2 separate regions of the Homo sapiens genome follow, and region 2 is linked to region 1. Evidence: chromatin loops called from intact Hi-C (ENCODE). Cell type or tissue: mammary epithelial cell. All regions are shown on one strand.

The links. Hi-C counts contacts between places; a loop is a spot of excess contacts. Peaks named below come from ENCODE experiments on the same cell type or tissue, not always from the same donor. Only the 100,000 strongest peaks of a DNase experiment are listed, where the experiment ranks them.
Region 2: a loop joins it to region 1, with 12 times the contacts of the local background. A loop is called at or near these places in 41 of 110 quality-filtered maps.

Annotation. Positions count from the first base shown.
Region 1 is chr2:100,726,431-100,734,430 of GRCh38, reverse strand. LOC105375310 (a long non-coding RNA gene) reads left to right here and starts at 573. Exons shown (of 3, transcript XR_001739612.2): 1 at 573-2,987. RefSeq lists a silencer at 3,790-4,084. In mammary epithelial cell, a CTCF peak has its summit at 3,968 (motif pointing left); DNase peaks (open chromatin) are centred at 480, 2,610 and 3,950; H3K27ac peaks cover 1,319 bases.
Region 2 is chr2:100,603,532-100,611,531 of GRCh38, reverse strand. It overlaps LINC01849 (long intergenic non-protein coding RNA 1849), which reads right to left and starts at 7,793. Exons shown (of 3, transcript NR_146956.1): 1 at 7,642-7,793; 2 at 4,207-4,405; 3 at 2,174-2,592. RefSeq lists an enhancer at 7,148-7,791. In mammary epithelial cell, CTCF peaks have their summits at 1,054 and 4,510 (motif pointing left); no DNase peak of the experiment used is centred here.

The DNA of each region.
Region 1 (8,000 bases):
GAATATATTAGACTGCCTGATTTGTCTCACAAGTCACTGATATTTTGTTCATTTTTAAAGTTTTTTTTCTCTTTCTATTCTACATTTTGGATAGTTTTTTGTTTTGTCTTGTTTCTTTTTTTGCTACGTCTTCACCTTTGGGTTCACACCTCTTTTCTTCTGCAGTGTCTAATCCGCCGTTGGTCCCATCCAGGACAGGGGGAGAGACTCTGCAAAGGTACAGAGATAGGCAGCAGCCGGGGGGCTCTGGGAACTGCAGCGTCCCCTGTGATCTCACCATGCTCAGCTTCAGCTCAGCCTCAGCTCAGCGGCAGGGAAGAGAAGTTCTGTATGCTGACCTGCTGCAAGGAGTCCTTTCAGGCAACTGAGTGGAAATGCAGCCATTTCTCAACTGCAAACTCTCCCTAGAGAGTCAAATTCTCTTCCCTTTTGTAGTGCAAGGGAGTAGTCATCTTCCTATCTCTCATGAGGCAACCTCCCACTCTCGCCTAATTGGAAATATCTCCTGGTCCACACAATGCCACAGCTGGCAGTTCCCCCCGCCTCACCCCCACCCCGTTCCCTCCTTGCAACAGAGCTGCTTCTCTAACTGCTGTGAATGATGAGGAAATCTGAGCCACGTGAAAGAAGCATAGGAACCTATGCCAAGCCCTATTGTGCCACTGACCTTCGGATTTGAATGAAATTAACAATTGCCTAATGAATTGAGTTCTGATAATTTCTATCAAGGCACTTTAAAGTGATGGGCCCCAAGAATTCATCCTGGGGATGAGGTAAAGGCAGTGTCTTTTTATTCAATGTGCAAATTATTTGAAAGTCTCTTCCACGTGATTCAGTGTCCTCGATGACTCATTTATAATTTTTCTGCAAGGGAATGTTAAAGTGACGGGGCCAGTGACCTTCCAGAGAAAGTGCTTTGCTGCTCTTCTGAGACCTTTTAGCACCTATACTAAATGAATGCCAGTGCAGGAGCTTATGTGTGGAAAGACTCAATTCCATGAAGGGCCCTGTTAAAAATATGACAGTACCCAAACCCTCGTGACCCCAAACCCTCACAATCCTGTGCTTGCAGCAAAGCAACCGGGAAAGGTCAGCTCACCCTGGCTCATGTTGTTGTCAACTCTCTGAATTTAGGATTTCGAACTAAAGTTAGAAAAGTGTGCATTGCTTTGTGTAGTCAGTCTCTTTTCCAGAAAATACGTTTTGATTTTTTTTTTTTTTTGGTAGATAACATCATTTTCAGCTGACACTAGGTGAATAATTTATATTTAATAAATTCATTTAAATGGGTACTATAATGAACGAATTAACACGATGAGTGACAGAAGAGGCAAACAATGTGATTTTTGTGATCGAGCATTTAGAAAGGTTAAACTGACAATCTTGACGCTTATGGAAGTTAAATGGTCAGGTGCTGGGACACTTCGTAAGAGAACTGGCCAGGTTGGGGAGAAATTGAGAACACTTTGGAAAACGGAGACGTAGGTCCCAGACCTGCCAGTTATGGGCTAAGGAGGGTTTGTGAATCACTTAGTATTCTAAAGTTGTGGCCTCTCCCTTTGTAAAATAATTTTATCTGTTTAATAGGGTGCTTGGAAAGTTAAATGCCAAAATAAATGCCATGGTACTTTATAAACTGGAAAGCCCTGTTACTATTAAGAGGGGCCAGATTTCAAAGAAAGCAGAGGCCTTGTGGGCTGCTATTGCCCCAGAAGAGGATTTGGATGTAGAGAGACTGAAGATTGGTTGAACCTTGGAGAGGCCACGGAGAGGAGGAAGAACGCTCACTAGAAAGACGGCATGACTGAGGAAGTCGGTGGGAACAAGCCTGCTTCTCCCATGGGAATGTTTCTAATCCTTTACTGTGGCCACCCTTCTCCAAACTCTGCGGAGGGAGATTGCAGGCTGACCCTACCATGGTGCAGCATTTGGACCATGACTGTCTGGGGGCACGAAGTGCTTTGTGATTTGGTTTAAGGGTGAAATCAGTGGTTCCAAACATTGAGCGCACATTAAATCACCTTGGAACATTGCATTGCAAGAATGCCCAGTTTCCATCCCTGAGCTGCACTAATCAGACTTTCTGGGATATGACGGTTTGGGTGATGTCGTTTTCATAGATTTAAAAGTGATTCTGAAGAAAAGCAGGGTTGAGAACTGCTGTTGAGTTCTTGATGTATGGATTGAGAAATTCGTTCTGAATCGAAACACCCTGTCATCCACTAGTTAAGAAAAATTAACTCTGTTTGCTACTGGTCCCCAAATGGGGCCAGTTGGGCTCTTATGGGAGGGCCCAGCAAATCTGAAACCTTGTTAGTGTACTCCAGACTTCTGCCTCATGCCTGTGTCCTTGGAAACCTAGGCTCCTCCTCTTGCCCTGTGATCCCAGGGGTCTGGCAGGTGAAGGTTTCAGCCATGTTTCACAGTGGGACACCTGCCATGGCTCACAAAGTTGTTGACTGTACGAATTCTGTGTAGTGTCCACTCATGTCCTCCCTGCCCACACCAGCCCTGCCCAGCTGTCTACATGAATCCTGGCAGGACTGAGGGAGGCAACTGAATCCAACCATCCTCACACAGGACAAAGCTATTGTTATGACTAACAATAAGTCACTCTCTATCCGTCTTAATTGCATCAGATCTACTGTTATTTAAACATTGCGTTTATAGTCCTTCTCCTCAAGTAGAAAGTAAGATTCATGAGAGCAAAGATCTTTATTGTGTCACTCACTGCTATGTTGCCATTGCCTAGAAAGGTGCCAGGCATATAGTAGACACTTAATTTACACATGATGCATGAATGGATGATGCAATAGCACCCATTTATGGAGTATGTATTATGTGCCAGGCTCTATATCACTTCACATGTATCATCATGTTTAATTCTCACAACAAGCTTAAGAGGGAGGTGCTACTATCTGTTCTCATTTTAGAGAAGCGGAAATTGAAATTCAGACAAGTTTACACACCTGCCCAAGGTTACACAGGTAGGAAGAAGCAAAGCTAGGACTTGAACCCATGACTTTTCAACTGCAAAGACCACGATCCTAACTATTATATTATACTCATTCCTCTTGCTGGGTATGGTGCAGGGACATGTATTTAGCAAGGACTGGCTGCTTGTCTGTCAGCCAGTCACAATCTGGTTGACTCTGGCACTGAGTAGTCATGTTAGTGGCACAATCTCCAGGGAGAGTTATTGCAATCTAAGGGCTGAAAAGGAAATAGATTCCTATACCTTACTCCCCAAATCCAAGGTTCTTCAGGATATCTACTGCAATGCTAGACAAGCTTATTAACTTTTTTTTTTTTTTTTTTTGAGACAGAGTTTCACTCTTGTTGCCCAGGTTGGAGTGCAATGGCGCAATCTCGGCTCACTGCAACCTCCGCCTCCCAGGTTCAAGCGATTCTCCTGTCTCAGCCTTCCAAGTAGCTGGGATTACAGGCATGCACCACCGCGCCTGGCTAATTTTTGTATTTTTAGTAGAGATGGGGTTTCTCCATGTTGGTCTGGCTGGTCTCGAACTCCCAACCTCAGGTGATCCACCCGCCTCGGCCTCCCAAAGTGCTGGGATTACAGGCGTGAGCCACCGTGCCCAGCCAACTTTTTTTTTTTTTCGGAAGTTTACCCTAGCAGCATATTGAAAGGGCCAAGGTGAGATCAAAGTATGTCTCTCTTGGGTAGTGAGACCCTGAATGACTTTTATTTTACCCTTTATATTTTTCTGCAATGCATATGTATATTCATTATAACAAAGATCCCCAAGTGCATTAGCCTACGTGAGTTCAAAGATTATTTTTGCCTCAGGTAAACAGTCCAGGGCAGAAAGGTGAGCTCTGCTTCATAAGGTCATCAAGGTTTCCAACTGGCCCAGCATGTCTGCCTTCAACATGTGGCTGTTCTTTGGGTTAAGGCTCCTGCTCCAGTTGTTCTCAACTTCGTGGTTGAAAGTAGCTCGCCAGCACCACCTCCAGGAGAGGGGCTGGAGGATTAGGAGAATCTCAACAGCTTCATCTTTAAGTAATTACTTATATCCCACTGCCCAAAACCTAGTTACATGGTTACAACTAGCTGCAGGGTTGAGGTTCATGTTTTTGTGTGTATAAATGCCAACACAATTTGTTGAAAACACTATCATTTCTTCATTGAATTTCCTTTGCACATTTGACAAACAAGATTGATTTGTGTCTATTTCTGTACTTTCTATTCTGTTCTGTTGATCTATGTGTCTCTCCCTCTGCCAATACCACACTGTCTTGATTCTTATAAGTCTTAAAATTAGATAGTGGGATTCTTCCAAAGCCAATTTTCTTTTGGCTATGCTAGTTTCATTGCCTTTTATATGAATTTCAAAATCAGCTTGTCAAATATCTGCAAAAAATTCTGCTAGAGTTTTGATTGACATTACATCAAAAGCATAGATTGATTTGGGTAAAATTGTCCTTTTTCTTGTTGAGTCTGCCAATCCATGAACATAGTATGTTTCTCCATATATTGAGGTCTTCTTTGAGTTATTTCATCAGCATTTTAGTGTTTTCAGCACATAGATTCTATGTATGTTTTGTTAAAATTATTTATACGTATCTCTTTTTGGGGGGGAGCTCTTATCATTTTTTGTTTGTTTCTGATTGTTTATTACTATCTTTATAAATATACATGATTTTTTGTATTGACCTTATATTCTAGAATGTGTTTAAACTCAGTATTATGTTTTCCCCAAAAATTTACATATTGAAGCCAGTTAACTGTATTTGGAGATAGGGGTTTTAAGGATGTAATTAAGGTTAAATGAGGTCATAATGGTGGGTCTCCAATCCAATAGGACTAGTGTCCTTATAAGAAGAGGAGAAGATACCAGGAATGCAAGTGTAGAGAAAACATCATGTAAGCAAGAAGGCAGTGATCTGCAAGCAAAGGAGAGAGGACTCACCAGAAATCAACTTGCTAGCACCTTGCTCTTGGACTTCTAGCTTATAGAAGTGTGAGAAAATAAATTTCTTCGGTTTAAGCCCCTCAGTCTGCAGTATTGTGTTATGTAGCGCTAGTGGACTAATACACTCACTGATTCCTTAAAGGAGCTTTTGGTAGACTTCTTGGGTTTTCTATATAGACAATTGTGTAAACTGCAAATAGGGAAAGTTTTATGTCTTCCTTCCAATCTGTATGTATTTTATTTATTTTTCATGCGTTATTGCAGAGTCTAGAAGTTCTAGTGTTATGACGTATACTGTGGTGATAGTGGACATCCTTCCCTGGCTTTGTTCCTGACCTTAGGGGCAAAGTATTCAGTTTTTCCCCATTAAGTATGATATTAGATGCAGGTTTTTGTTGATGCTCTTTATCAGGTTGAAGTGATTCCCTCTATTCCTAACTTGCAGATAATTTTTATCATGAGGTAGTGTTGTAGTTTGTCAAATATTTTTTCTGTGTCAATTTACATTATCATATGATATTTCTCCTTAGCTTATTGACACAGTGGATAACTTTGAATGATTTTTTGAATGATGAAGCAATCTTGCGTAACTAGAATAAATCTTACTTGGTTGTGGTGTATAAGTTCTTTTATATATTGCTGGATTCCATTTGTTAATATTTTGTTGAATATTTTGACATTTAGATTCATGAGAAACAGCCTGGGCAACATGACAAAACCTCATCTCTACCAAAAAGACAAAAATTAGCCAGGGGTGGTGCATGCCTACAGTCCCAGCTACTTGGGAGGCTAAGGTGGGAGGATCACCTGAGCCTGGGAGGTGGAGGCTGCAGTGAGCTGTGATCATGCCACTACATTCCAGGCTGGGTGACAGAGCGAGGCCTTGTCAAATAAATAAATAATAAATAAGTAAATAAATTGATGAGAGATATTAGTTTGTAGATTTAATTTTTATACTGTCTTTGTCTGGTTTTGATATCAGGGTAAAAATGGGCTCATAAAATTAGGCGGGATATATTCCCTCCTCTTTTCTGGAAGAGATTGTGCATATTTAGTGTTATTTCTTATATGTGTGGTAGAAGTTGCCAGTGAAACCATCTTGGCTTGGAGATTTCGTTTGTAAAATTTTTAAACTATAAATTAGTACTATTCAGGTTATCTGTCTCATTTTGAGTGAGTTTGGGTAGTTCGTGGTTTTTAAGGAATTGATCCATTCCATCTAAGTTGTTGAACTTATGTATGTGGAGTTATTCACAGTATTTCTTTATTGTCATTTCAGTGGCTGTGGGATCTATGGTTAGTTTTATTTTTTAAATATTTCTTGTTACATTTCACAAGAAAGCATGCTGCATTGGTTTTTATAAGAAAGTCTGTTCTAGACACTTCTCAAAAGAAGACATTCATGCAGCCAACCAACATATGAAAAAAAGCTCATCACTGATCATTAGAGAAATGCAAATCAAAACCACAATGAGATACCATTTCACACCAGTCAGAATGGGAATTATTAAAAAGTCAAGAAAAAACAGATGCTGGCGAGGCTGTGGAGAAACAGGAATGCTTTTACATTATTGGTGGGAATGTAAATTAGTTCAACCATTGTGGAAGACGGTGTGGTGATTCCTCAAGGATCTAGAACAGAAATATCATTTGACCCAGCAATCACATTACTAGGTATATACCCAAAGGAATATAAATCATTCTATTATAAAAATACATGCATGTGTATGTTCGTTGCAGCACTAGTCACAATAACAAAGACATAGAATTAACCCAAATGCTCATCAATGATAGACTGGATAAAGAAAATGTGGTACATATACACCACGGAATACTGTGCAACCATAAAAAGGAATGAGATCATGTCCTTTGCAGGGATATGAATGGAGCTGGAAGCCATCGTGCTCAGCAAACTCACACAGGAACAGAAAACTAAACACTGCATGTTCTCACTTATAAGTGGGAGGTGAACAATGAGAACACAGGTACACACTGGGGGGAACAACACACACTGGATCCTGTTGGGGGAGGGAGAGCATCAAGAAAGATAGCTAATGCATGCTGGACTTAATCCCTAGGTGATGGGTGATAGGTGCAGCAAACAACAATGGCACATGTTTACCTGTGTAACAAACCTGCACATCCTGCACATGTATCCTAGAACTTAGAGTAAAAAAAGAAAGTCTGTTCTTAATTTGCACTAAATATTCTTTAAAATTTATAATTTTTGATTTTTTAAAATGAAAGCCTTTTGTATTCAATCAAGAAAATCTTGACTAATCAGAACCACACAAATTAACCCCTAAGTTAATCGATATTTTGGCTGCCTTCAGATCCAGTTAATGAGAAATAAGCAGGGTGTATTGAGAGGGAGTGGCAGTCCTTTCTGCCAGCCACAGCCTGCCTTCATGGTTCTGGGCTGACTCCGGGGCAGTGAGAGCCTTCAGCATCCAGACAGCCTTACTTGGGTTCATTAGCATGAAAGTACAAGGAATCTACCTGTAGAGAGAGAAAAACAGAAATATTCTTCTTCCTTCTCATTCTTTATCCCTTCCTCCTCTCTTGTCATTCCATGTTCTTGAAGGGATGGAAAACATATTCTCAGGACTAAGCTGGGAGCCAGCAACTAATAAAATACATCAATTTAAGCTTAAGTATGAGACCCCCAGGCCAGCAGTTTTTAAGATGTTCTCCCCCACATTCCCATTTTTTGAAATATTTCCACTTAACCTGTGTCTGAGTAAATTTAGACCAGTGTTTCTCAGATAAGGTTTCCAGGATCACCTGCATCATTCCTCCTGAGGTGCTTGTTATCATGCAGATTCCAGGGTCTTATCCTGGTCTTTATTGAATTAGATTGTCTGGGGCCATGAATCTGCATTTTAACAAGTGCTTCCAGGTGACTGCTGGTTTGAATGCTTTATTTTGACCTAATCATTCGTGTTTATATTATTCCACTCACTGAGATGATGAAACTCCAGTTCTAGTTCTAATAGAGCAGTGAACAATTGTCCACGCATAAGCCACCTTTTTAATTGTATTTTTATTTTACTTTAAGTTCTGGGA
Region 2 (8,000 bases), 120 kb after region 1:
TGAACTTAGGAGACAGCAGAAGGAACAAACAAAACTTAGTGCTTGACAGCCGTCATCTGATACATGAAATTACATTGCCTAGCTCCAAGACAGCAGCAGTGAAAGGCAGGGGCCCTCCCACCTAGGAATGTATTGTCCGGTTGGGGAGACAAGGGTAAAGAGGCTTTAATGCCAAGTGGCAGGTGAAGGCTTGAGCAGTGCGGTCCTTGGTCCTCGTGGGGTCAGCATATCACCTGGTAATTCTCTCCACCTGCTCCTGCCAGACTGATCCAGCCACCCATGTGTCCCACAGGCTGACTGACAACTGCCTGTATAGTCGCCAGCTGGTAACTATATTGAGATCGCCTTCATGTAGGAAGGCATACCATCCCCATTTTCCATGAGGGGAGACCGAAGTTCAGGGAATCCGGGTAACCCCACACAGTCAGGGGGCAGGACCCAGATCCACACTCAGGCTCATCAGATTCCTAAGCCCAGGAGGCACGGGAGATAAGACTGGCATGAAGAACGTGGTCTCAGAGCAGTCAGGATTTAGTGGGCACATGGATGGTGAATATTCCAAGCAAGGAGATAAAGCAACGAAAAGGTTTAAAGAATTAAATTCCCCATGACAAACGTTTTGCCATTTGAGTCAAGTTGGGTAATCTCCGTTCTAGACTTATTTCTGCTACTGAAATTCCCTGGATCGCTTAACTTCTCTGAAATTTAATTCCCTCCCTTGCAAAATGGGGCATGCTTATGCCACAGGGACATTGCCACGAAGGCATTTTCAGGGGGTTAAGACACCGCCTGAGTACAGGATGTCACTGTTGGAGAGATTAATTTTAAGGGTGACTAATGAGTTATGAGCAATTTGTGTGGGAGCTGACCCAGGGTATCCAGAGCTGCTCAGAAAGAGGGTGCATGGAAAAGCCTCTGGGGATGCTGCTCCCCTCCCCGGTGTATTGCAAGCTTGTCATCCACCCGCTTCTTCAAAGGGGTTTCTTCTGGCTGCAGAAGGGAGGATGCACAGACCCAGGCACGGATCCCTGGTAGATCACGCCCTCGCGTGGCCGCTTCCTTGCGTGACAGCTTGGCCTGTGGGTGCCGGGTTAGTGGAGGATGAGTTCCAGAGCTGGAGGCGCGTTGCAGGCAAAGGGTGTGATGGGGGCATGGACTGAGTAGGCAATGTGCTCCCCAAGGCTGTGTCCACCTCAGCACCCGCCCTGTGGCTCCCTGTCCCCTCTTTCCACCGACCCCGGGACCTCACTGCCCCCAAACTCTTGCTGCATACAGCTCAGTGGAAGGGGAAATAATTTTATTATTTCTCTTTCTCCCTCTGTGTTCACAGAATACAACTTTTGTTTCTGTAAAACTATCCAAATAATGACAAGAATACAAAATAGAAAGTTCAGGAAAAATTTACCCAATAGGCCACCACCCAAAAATAATTTCTTAAAAAATAATATTTTGGGAGTATCATTCCAGAGGTTCTCCAAACCTATACGCAAAAGAATAGATTTAGGGAAATAATTATTAATATATAAAATGACATTTTTGTGCACAGCTTTTTAAAAAGCAAAAGCATACAATTCGGTTTCATTGAACTTATAAGGAAAGGAAGCTGGGTGCAGCGGGATGTGCCTGTAATCCCAGATACTCCACAGGCTGAGATGGGAGGAACCTGAGCCTAGGAGTTTGAGAACAGCCTGGGCAACATAGTGAGACTCTCAAAAACAAATAGTATTAAAAAAAGAAAACAAAATTTAAAAGACTGGCAAATTTCAAATGAGTTCTTTTGTTTTAAGCTGATATCTTTGTATTTCTTTTTTTTTTTCTTTGAGACAAGGTCTCACTCTGTCTCCCAGCCTGGATGGAGTGCAGTGACACAATCTCAGCTCACTGAAACCTGCGCCTCCCCAGCTCAAGCAATTCTTGTGCCTCAGCCTCCCGAGTAGCTGGGATTACAGGTGCGCGCCACCATGCCAGTTAATTTTTTGTATTTTTAGTAGAGACAGGCTTTCATGATGTTGGCCAGCCTGCCAAAGTGCTAGGATTACAGGCATGAGCCACCGCACACAGCCTGATATTATTGTATTTATTCTTATAAAACATTTCCAACATATGAAAAAGTAGAGTGAATAATGAAATGGTCTTACAACTACTTTCAACAAATCAGGACATGCCCTTGGGCTTGGGTTGAGAAGCTTTTCTTCTTTTTTTAATAAAAATGTTCACAGAAGACACTAATTAATGGAGGTATACTTGTAGGCAGGATTTCCCAACAGGCCGGATTCTGTTCTATGATGCTAGAACCTGGACACTCAACATCTATCCCCGCAGTTCAGCTGGGGCCAGCACCACCTGGGCACGGGGCTTCCAAGCACTTTCCGTTCACTGTCTCTTGTGCTTTTGGGTACCTAGAAGGTGCATATTATTATTGTTCCCACTGTGGGGCAATGAAGGCCTGGAGAGCAAAAGCCGCCTGTTCAGGTTGGGATGTAACTTCAGGTCTGTTGGGCATCAGAGCCTGGGCACTGGAGATCATTTCTGAAATGATGCAGGGGCTACATGTAAGATCCCAGGTACTCATGCTGACAAAGAACAAAAAATCTGGGTGGAAGAAGATTTCAAGAGTTAGTGACCTCAAAGCCCCATTATCTCAAGCAAAATGAGAGGAAATTCTGTCCTATCTTCCTGACTTTCTTGAGAGAAGTTTGTTTGGGAAACTTCCTCTGCCATCGGAAGTAAGATGGACAAAAACATCTTTCAGAAGATGACGGAAGCTGAGCCTGGCTGGGCCACCTGTGGGTGTCTCTAGAATTCAACCTTTTATAGGTAATCATACTGTTACCATTCACTCAAGACCCACTGGGCCATGAATCCTGGATATTAACTATGAATGAGGGTATTTTTTAATAGAAAATTCAAAAATAATCACAGGAATAATTTAGTATTTTTGCAATAACTACTGAGGTTAAGAAGCAACAGTAAATATGTGCCTCTTGAGAGCTTGGTGCTCAAAGCCAGGTGGCGGGAGCTAAGGGTCAAGCTTAGGGTGGTCTGGCTGCCAGTCCTAATGGCACAAGGGCAGTGAGATGGGCCAGTCTGACACCATGTACACTGGGACCCCCATAGCTGCCACCTCCAGCCACAGCCTACCTCCCAAAGCTTTGCCCTGATCAGCAGGGCCCCAAAGGACCTGTGTGAGAATTCTATCAGTCAGGGCACAGACCAGGCCCCCGGGTAAGTCTCACTCCCACTGGGGCTTATCTGGTCTCAGCTCCTGACTAGGACTCTGGTCCAACCCAGTGCTGTCTTCCAGTCTCTACCTGAACGGGCCAACTGCATCCCTGCCTCAAACCTGCTCTTAGCCCACCTCCGCTGTTTCCTAACGGTGGCCAGGACAAACAAGGTAATTATTGTAGTCATACTGATAGTATGAACTTAGAAATCTGAACTTTAGGCTGGGCGTGGTGGCTCACACCTGTAATCCCAGCACTTTGGGAGGCCAAGGCGGGTGGATCACTTGAGGTTAGGAGTTCGAGACCAGCTTGAGCAACATGGAGAAACCCTGTCTCTACTAAAAATACAAAATTAGCTGGGTGTGGTGGCGCATGCCTGTAATCCCAGCTACTCGGGAGGCTGAGGCAGGATAATCGCTTGAACCTGGGAGGCAGAGGTTGTGGTGAGCCGAGATCGTGCCATTGAACTCCAGCCTGGGCAACAAGAGCAAAACTTCATCTCAAAAAAATAAAAAGAAAAAGAAATCTGAACGTTAAACTGCAACAAATATCCAGACAATAAAAAAAAAAAACATAGAGTCAGCACTAGCATTAATATTGTAGCACTGTAGGGAGAAGTCAAGGAAACTTAACGCAAATGAAATAAACGTCAGAAACTCAGGAAAATAAAATAAAACAAAAACAAGTTCAAAACAAAGATAAACGAAGGAAAAATAACAGTAAACACACAGCAAAGTGTTAAGTGTCTTTAATATGCAGGAATGCCTCAATTTTAAAAAACGGATGAAGAATAGGTAATTCTTCAAAAGACACACAAACCTCTGCCAAAGCCACTGGACAAAATGTAAAAGCTCTGTCCTCAACAAGAACAAAATCTGGGCCAGCCTTCAGGCTGCCATTCTGTGCTGAACTTCCTGGGAGAAAGTATAAACTGGGTTGGTTGGTTGGTTTGTTTTACCTACCCTTACTCTTCAAAACTTACCTTAGAAGCCTCCTTGCTGTGGAAGCTGCTCCCGACTCCTCCAGGGTAAGCAGGCCCTACTCCTAGGTGCCTTCACCGGGCTTTTGCCGGTCGTCTCAGTACTCATTGTGGATTTCTCCCCACCAGGTCCAGAAGCTCAGCCAGGGCAGGATCTCCAGCACCAGAACGTGTGTGTTGTGCCGTAGACACTCAACAGATGCTTTGTAAAACATTGCATGTGTGCATGCACGAAGATGAATACAGTAAACGCATAATTTGTAACCATGAGCCAAAATGTTTCTTGACTCACCATGACACCTAGTGGTGACTAATCTCCATTGCAGACCCGACAAAATCAGCCATCACTGCTGTGGGTGCTTGTGTTTTCCTTTGTTCCAGCAAAGGCCTTCTGAGCACCAACTATGTGCCATGTGCAGGGACCATGTGCATGCAGAGGACCCTTGGGTGAGTTGGTCAGTCCCTGTCCTCCACTGTCCTCCAAGGGTTTATGGGCAAGATACACCCACTGCCGCTCACCACCACATAGCGTCAGCATTCAAGCTAATGTTACACCATCGTAGGGAGAAGTAAAGGAAACTTAGGCCAACCGCGAAATCATTTGGAGAAACGAGAAAGGCAGCCTCTGAGGGAGGTGGAAACTCTTCCTATTACATGGAACTACCTCCTAACAACAGCCTGTTTGTCATCCCCTTTAACGCTAACTCAGGTTCCAAGAATCGGAATATTGTCTCAATTTCACTCCTGGCTTCAGCAAACATTGACAAAAGTCAACACCTAAAGCCACGATAGCTTCCGTGATTCCTCCACCTCTGCAGAGAAAGGAGGCTGGGGAGGGAGACACATCTAGTCCTGTCTTCAGCTTCTATTTCCTCCAGTCTCTTCTTCCCCCACCTCTCCAACCAAGTGGTAAAAGGTAAATCCTGATTGGACAGCCACTTCAGAAGCAAAATAGATTCCTGGATTTCTTATACAAAAATTATAACAGAACAAATGAAAACAGTATAAAGCCAGAATAAAACACAGGTGACTTTTTATTCTTCTGGGCTTAGGTAAATTCTAGTTACTACCAGAAGCTATAATGGAAAACATGGAAATATTTAACTTTGTAACCCTTCTATATGGCAAAAAACAAAAACAAAACAAAAACTAGTTCAAAACCAAGAAAAACTGAGGGAAAACAACAGTAAGCACACAACAAAGTGCTACTATTTTTAAGATGCAATGAACAGTTACAAGTCAATAAAAAATAAAGACCTCAATAAAAAGAACAGGTAATTCTTCAAGAGACATACACATAGCAAGCTATATGGCAATTAAAATAAAATTGTTTGCTGAATTAATGAGGATTTAAAAACATGTAATACCTAACTAATGCTGACAAAAGTATTTGTGGGAGTGTAAACTGGCACATTTCCAAAGAAAAATTTGGTAATAGATATCAAAATAGCAAATGCAGGCTGAGCATGGTGGCTCACGCCTGTAATCCCAACACTTTGGGAGGCTGAGAAGGGAGGATCACCTGAGGTCAGGAGTTCAAGACCAGCCTGGCCAACATGGTAAAACCCGTCCCTACCAAAAATACAAAAATTTGGCCGGGTGCAGTGGCTCACGCCTGTAATCCCAGCACTTTGGGAGGCCAAGGCGGGTGGATCATGAGGTCAGGAGATCAAGACCATCCTGGTTAGCACGGTGAAACCCTATCTCTACTAAAAATACAAAAAATTAGCTGGGCGTGGTGGCAGGTGCCTGTGGTCCCAGCTGCTCAGGAGCCTGAGGCAGGAGAATGGCGTGAACCCGGGAGGCGGAGCTTGCAGTGAGCCGAGATTGCACCACTGCACTCCAGCCTGGGCGACAGAGTGAGACTCCGTCTCAAAAAAAAAAAAAAAATGAAAATACAAAAATTAGCCGGGCGTGGTGGTGGGCACCTGTAATCTCAGCTACTCAGGAGGCTAAGCCAGGAGAATCACATGAACCTGGGGGGGTGGGGGGGTTTGCATGAGCCGAGATTGTGCCACTGCGCTCCACCTGGGCAACAGAGTGAGACTCTGTCTCATAAAAAAAAAAAAGTAGATGCAAATATCTTTTACCCAGCAAGTCCATTTCTAGAAATATATATTCTAGAAATATATTCTAAGAAAATAATTTGCCAAGTGCATTTGGATACATGTTCATCAAAGCATGGTGTGTGTGTGTATATACATATGTATACATATATACACACACATATACATACACATGTATTTATATAGAGAGATATTAGAAATAATTTGTCATTCATTAGAGAAAAAGAATAATTTTTAGATGTGAGCCAAAATTATACTTGATTAATCATGTTATGATTAATAAATTCTGATAGGTTGATCCTACAGAATACCAGATAGTCATTAGACATAGTAATGTAACTCTACATTTATTATCATAAAAAGTAGGTTCAGAATATATTGCTGAGCTTTGACAACAGCAACAAAAAAGCACTATCTATAAATCCACATAAAGATTGTAGTTTGAAAGGATATTCACCAAAATGTTAGTAGTGCTTTATCTGTGGGTGGCTGGATTTAGACTAACGTTTACTTTCTTTGTACATTTAAAAAAAAATTATATGGCAAGAATGTGTTGTTTTAAAATTAGAAAAACACGAACTGTTTTCATTAAAAGAAAAAAATTAGCCCTGCCTTTCAGATATGTCCAACTCAGCTACTACATTTGACTATTGAGGCAAAAAATACAGAAACTGTATAATGTTCCTCATGAGAAATACAGGAAAGCTACATTCTGAGAATCAAGGTGAGCTACGTGGTTCTTATTTTCCTTTGGAAAGACACAGTTCTTTCAAGTACCCCTAATAAGGTGGATGGCTCCCAAGAACGATATGTAACAATATACAGTATAAACACTCAAAACCTGAAATGGGCCGTCCACGGAGGCTTTGGGTTTTTCATGTCACAGGCTCTGACCAAGCTTCCCTGCCTGGGATAGACTCTTCCTGAGGCTCACATCTACAGTAAATGTAATTACACTTTAATGGTATTCATCGCATTCTGTCACTTTTTCCATTGCTCCTATTTTTAACCAGCACAATGGGAACATTTGTCCTCTGATTCACTGAGCGGTTTTAGGCCAGGAATCTGGCTTTTAAAATGACAGTACCCTTAATCCTATCGCTGACTTTTCAAATGAAATAACAGCCTGTAATTAAAACAATGGCACACAGGCAGCCTCCGTGGGATAAGAATAGCAACTCAGCATGGAATTCAGGTAATGGCATTTATCAGCGGCTGTGTCAGGAGGAAGGGATGGAGAAGCAGGCTCTGGTCCTGGCGGTGTGGCCTTTGCAAGTCACTTCAAAGTCCTGAGCTGCAGTCCCTATGAAAGAGGCATGGGTTCTTAGAGTCCTTTCAGTTAGGTGTACCCAGCAGAGTGAACAAAACCAACCTGAGACTTCTGCTCCTCTGGAAGAACCCTGGGGTCCTGCTCATTCAAGCAATGCACATGGGATGTCCAAAGCTATTGGGGCAGTTGGGACCCCCCGTCCGAGCAAATGTCATGGAGAAGTGGGCTCTATGTCCTCTCCCCCCGAGTCTCAGCCAACTTGCGCCAGCTTCAACTTCTAGAATGTAGTGAGTGTGATGCTCTGTGATGCCCCAGGCTAGGTCACAAAAGGCCACATACCTTCTTGAGCTCTTCATTTGCTTGCTCTTGTGACACTTCCTCTTGGAACCTGGCTCCTGTGACATGCAGAGCCAGAGCCATGCGCAAGGGGTGCACCGGTGCTCCAGCCAACAGTCCCAGCT